Regions from separate parts of the Homo sapiens genome. Here region 2 is linked to region 1. The links are chromatin loops, found by intact Hi-C in ENCODE. Cell type or tissue: HCT116. All regions are shown on one strand. Each heading gives the region's core, and the rest is flanking DNA. Links, peaks and the distances in the headings are about the cores only.

Region 1 (2,802 bases), core at 86-2,585:
TGAGTTCTTGGTCTTGAGCTTCCTGAGCAGATAATTTTAGAGAGATTTTTTTCCCCCTTTGAGACAGGTTGTTTTTTAGCAAGAAAGTCTTTCCATCATCAATTACTAGACACTAATAAATGCTTATTGTTTAGCATATATTAGGTATCATAGGAGCTGGTGGAGGAAAACTATGGTTTTGGTTTTGGGGAGGTTCTTCAGAAACAGCAGAGAGCAGATGTACCTGCAAGCTACTTACAAAGCAATCTTTTGATAAATGCAAAGGATTGATTGACCAATAACCCTTCTTCAAACAAATTCTAGAGATAATCCAAATTCTCGGCTGGGTGAGGCATAGTGGCTCATACCTGTAATCCCAGCACTTTGGGAAGCCAAGGCAGGCTGGTCACTTGAGGTCAGGAGTTCAAGACCAGCCTGGCCAACATTGTGAAACCCCGTCTCTACTAAAAATACAAAAATTAGCTGGGCATCAGGGTGGGTGCCTGTAATCCCAGCTATTCGGCAGGCTGAGACATAAGAATTGCTTGAACCAGCCAGGTGCGGTGGCTCATACCTGTAATCCTAGCATTTTGGGAGGCTGAGGCGGGCGGATCACCTGAGGTCAGGAGTTCGAGACAGCCTGACCAATATGATGAAACCCCGTCTCTACTAAAAATACAAAAATTAGCCAGGCGTGGTGGCATGCGCCTGTAATCCCAGCTACTCGGGAGGCTGAGACAGGAGAATCGCTTGAACTGGGGAGGTGGAGGTTGCAGTGACCGAGATCGCATCATTGCACTCCAGCCTGTGCAACAAGAGCAAAACTCCATCTCCAAAAAAAAAAAAAAAAAAGAATTGCTTTTGAACCCAGGAGGCGGAGGTTTCAGTGAGCCGATATTGCACCACACTGCAGCCTGGGCAACAGAGGGAGGGAGACTCTGTCTCAAAAAAAAAAAAAGAATTCCAATTCTCAAATCAAATAGGGGATAGTATGTTTTCTAAAAGGGAATCAATTTTGGACCCTTCTAGTGCATTTTAAAATTTAGTTTGACTTGCAATTTACTTCCTATGTGATATTTTAGAAAAACTGCTTTAGGGCTGGCACAGTGACTCGCCTGTCATCCCAGCACTTTGGGAGGCTCCGTCTCCAAAAAAAAAGAAAAAAAAGAAAAGAAAAACTGCTTTAATGTAAAAGAGGGTAGACTGATGTTCATGCTGAGAGGAGAATATGGTGTCCAAGGTCAAGGAGCTGGCATCTAATGAAGGTTTTCTTGCTGTATCATCCCATGACAGAATGGAATAGCAAGAGAGTGCAAGAGTGAGAGAGAGCAAGAGGGGGCTGATGTTGATTTTATAACAAACCCACTCCTGAGATAAGACATTAATCTGTTCATGAGGGTGAAGCCCTCATGACCTAAACACCTCCCATTAGGCCTCACCTCCCAACATTGTTGCATCGAGGATTAAATTTCCAACATACGAACTTTGGGGGACACATTCAGATCACAGCAGAAGGTAACATGAGATGGATGTGTTGTTGATCAGGCATTTACCATATGCTGGGCACATATGTTTTCTGATTTAGTCTTCATGCCAGCCTTGAGAAGTACTTACTCCTGTTCTCGTGGTTGTTAGTGATGAGCAACCTAAGGCTTGGAGAGGTTCAGTGATGTGCCTGATAGCATACAGTGATGCCACTGGAATTTTAACTTGAGTCTCTCTGACCCCTGAGTGCAGATACTTTCTCCTTTACATTGAATTTCCTATTAAGGATATATGGGTTTGGTGAAGAATGGACGGAAGGATAGCTGCCATGACTCTAAAGGGGCATTTAAATCTGGTGTGGAGGCAGGAAGCAAGGGAGAACTTGAGGTTCCCAACCCCCAAGCCCTTAAAAAAAGCCCGTGATCTGTTTTGCAGACTAAAGATAATCAGTTAGGGCCTGGCGTGGTGGCTCACACCTGTAATCCCAGCATTTTGGGAGGTCAAGGTGGGTGGATCATCTGAGGTCAGGAGATGGAGACCAGCCTGGCCAACGTGGTGAAACCCCGTCTCTACTAAAAATACAAAATTTAGCTGGGTGTGATGGCGCATGCCTGTAGTCCCAGCTACCAGGGAGGCTGAGGCGAGAGGATGGCTTGAACTCGGGAGGTGGAGGTTGCAGTGAGCGGAGATCGAGCCACTGCACTCCAGCCTGGGTAACAGAGCAAGACCCTGTCTCAAAAAAAGATAATTAGCCGGGTGTAGTGGTGCACACCTGTAGTCCTAGCTACTGAGAATCTGAGGCAAGAGGATTGCTTGAGCCTGGGAGTTTGAGGCCGCAGTGAGCTATGATCATGCCATTGCACTCCAGCCTGGGTGACAGAAAGACCCTGTCTCAAAACAAACAACAAAACCAACAAAAAGATAATTGGAACCAATTAATAGAATTAAAAAAGTATTCTGATAAGGGAAGGTCACCTCAGGGTCTGTTAGACTTCCACAACAAAAGTCTTCCATTTGGATAGGAAAGGACAGGGCGAGGGTTGGATCCCTACCACGGAGTGATTATATGGCCATGTAATTTTACTTTGGCAAGTGATGATAACTGGTGGCTGAATGATGGGGCTTCTGGGCAGCCAGTCTCCACATCTGTGTGTGTCTCTGATGTGTGTGATATGCGTCATACAGTGCAGTACCACAGAGCTGGAAAAACCATGGGACCCTGTTAGATTTTAACAAGCGTATATGCAGTACAAGAGAGAACACAGCCAAACTGAGTTGAAACTGCTAAGCAGATGGTTTGTTCTCTAGCTAACTTGATTCGTTCCCACATATTAGCCT
Region 2 (2,802 bases), core at 287-2,786, 180 kb before region 1:
GAGTTTGAGATCAGCCTGGGAAACATGGTGACATCCCAACTCTAAATACAAAAATTAGCTGGGAATAGTGGTGCATGCCTGTATTCCTAGCTACTTGGGAGGCTGAGGTGGGAGGACTATTTGAGCCCAGGAGTTTGAGGCCAGTCTGGACAACATAGCAAGATCCCGTCTCTACAAATAAACTAAAGAAAAATTAGTCAGGTATAATGGTGTGTGCCTGTGATCTCAGCTACCTGGGAGGCTGAAGCAGGAGGCTTGCTAGAGCCCAGGAGTCTGAGGCTGCAGTGAGCTATGATTGCGCCCCTGCACTCTATCCTGGGTGACAGAGTGAGACCTTGTCTCAAAACAAACAAACAAAAATACCAAAATATAATTAAACTAAAAGGAACCCACGCTGCTGTATATGTGTGTGAGGCACAGGCTGAGCATTCCCAATCCAAAAATCTGAAATCTGAAATGCTTTAAAATCTGAAAGTGTTTAAGTGCCGATATGATACCATAAGTCACGCTGAACACAGTATTTTTTTTACTGCACTAATGGTATATCATATTTTTCACTGTTATAAAGTATACAGGAAACATAAATAAATTTTATGTTTAGACTTTGGGTTCCATGCCCAAGATATTTCATTATTTATGTATATGCAAATATTCCAAAATCTGCAAAAAATCCAAAATCTGAAACACTTCTGGTCTCAAGCATTTTCAATAAGGGATATTCAACCTGTGTGTGGATGGATGGATGGATGGATGGATGGATGGATGGATGGATAGACAGCCAGATAGCTAGCTAATTAGATAGATATAAACAGATACACAGATAAAGATAGATAGATAGATAGATAGATAGATAGATAGATAGATAGATAGAAAGAAAGAAAGAAAGAATAGATAGATAGATAGAATTGATATAAAAAACAAACACCAAATGGTTGACTTTGAGACTTCTAGGGAAAGAAATGTGATTTGGGGGAGGGTGAAGGAGGGCTTTCACCTTAAAATTTCCTGTATGCTTTTTGTCCCCCTAAACAATTAGAATGCATTTATGTATTGTGACAAAAAAAAAAAAAAACCGTAAGAAAACAATGCTAGGCCGGACGCGGTGGCTCATGCCTTAACCCCAGGACTTTGGGAGGCCAAGGTGGGCGGATCACGAGGTTGGGAGTTCGAGACCAGCCTGGCCAACATGGTGAAACCCCGTCTCTACTAAAAATACAAAAAAAATTAGCTGGCTGTGGTGGCGGGAGCCTGTAATCCCAGCTACTTTGGAGGCTGAGGCAGAAGAATTGCTTGAACCTGGGAGACGAAAGTTGCAGTGAGCCAAGAACATGCCACTGCACTCCAGCCTGGGTGACAGAGCAAGACTCTGTCTCAGAAAAAAAAAAAAGAAAAAAGAAAAAAAGAAAATAATGCTAGGAGGTTAGGAGGTTTTCATTTTTACAACAAATTCCCAGTGCAATGTTATTTCTGTCTGGGACACACATGTGGATGTGCCTGGATTACACGTGGGGAGGACAGGGAGGAATCCTCTTCTCAAACAATCCTCATATAACTAAACATAAAAAGAACCATGTATTCAAACAAAAACACATACATATTTCTGGATACATACACAGACACACATTTAAACATTCACGTATGAATCCTCTTTCCTTTTTTAAAAAGCCACTTTCTACCCTCACAGTCAAAACTGGCAAGAGAGTTAAGTAACACAGAAAGCTAAGATATTCAAATACATTACTCAAGTGCCCTAAAACACACAGATCCAGAAACAATTTCTAAAGAAGCTGAAAATAATTATAGTCTAATAGTCTTCGGATAATACAAATTCAATAAATACAGAAAACATAGGCTAATAACTTGCCTCTATTTTCATGGCCTTTGGCTGCACCACATAGATTTTGTTCCTATAGCCACACCAGACTTTGTCATGTACCACAGTCATGCAACGGATGGAATGATGAGGCCGTCCAAGGTCTAAGAGGTGATAGTTTGACAAATCCCACTGCCCATCTTTAAAAAAAATAAAAGGTTATAGTAAATACATACCACCTGTTACTCAATTTCAACACAAGAAACATTTTATTTGTTGTATAATTAAATTTATTGAGGAAGCACTCAAAGTACCATGTACTAAGTATATCTTTTATTTGCAGCCTGGGTTCTTTTATTCCATAAGCTGCAAAGTTGGAAGAGACCCTCAAAGGTCATCTGCTTCAAAGTGCCACCCAGTACCTAGACCCCCTTTAAAACATGCTCACAAAAGCAGTGATGTGATGATAAATCAGTTACAAGTTATCTGTTTATCATAATATTTTTCGAATTAGAATGGACTTAAGGTTATTTTGGGAATAACGTCTCTCAGTCACGTGCATTTTGATGTATTTTCTTGGGTAGAAGTTGAGGGCAACTCATTGCTAACACTTTAGGAATTATGCATACTATATTTTCAGTGATACTAGAAATATGAAGGAGAACCAGTCATCAGAACCTCGCTTTGCTTTGTTAGCTTTTGTGAGCATACTGCCTCACAAAGCAGCCATTCTATTTTCAGACACCTTTAATTGAAAAATATTACCCACACCTAGCTAAAGTCTGTCTTTTTGTATGTAATCACCCACTCGTCTGCAGTCTTGCAGAGTGGAAACAAAAGAATAAATCCAGTACAAACTTCTTCGTTACAGCCCTATGTCTCCTCTTTTCAAAACCAAGTTATCTTTGGCATGTGCTCTGTACCTACCACAGTTTACAGACCCTTCATCCTAACTCTGTTTTGTTGATGTCCATTGAATATGCTGTCTT

The links. Hi-C counts contacts between places; a loop is a spot of excess contacts. Peaks named below come from ENCODE experiments on the same cell type or tissue, not always from the same donor. Only the 100,000 strongest peaks of a DNase experiment are listed, where the experiment ranks them.
Region 2: a loop joins it to region 1, with 3 times the contacts of the local background. A loop is called at or near these places in 6 of 110 quality-filtered maps.

The regions. Positions count from the first base shown.
Region 1 is chr17:51,156,080-51,158,881 of GRCh38, forward strand. All of the region lies in intron 3 of NME1-NME2 (NME1-NME2 readthrough), which reads left to right. All of the region lies in intron 2 of NME1 (NME/NM23 nucleoside diphosphate kinase 1), which reads left to right. Among named protein-coding and RNA genes, the nearest start is that of NME1-NME2, 3.9 kb to the left of the region's middle. In HCT116, for the core only: no CTCF peak of the experiment used is centred there; no DNase peak of the experiment used is centred there.
Region 2 is chr17:50,980,660-50,983,461 of GRCh38, forward strand. SPAG9 (sperm associated antigen 9) reads right to left here. Exons shown (of 30, transcript NM_001130528.3): 25 at 1,865-2,013. Among named protein-coding and RNA genes, the nearest start is that of TOB1-AS1, 120 kb to the left of the region's middle. In HCT116, for the core only: no CTCF peak of the experiment used is centred there; no DNase peak of the experiment used is centred there.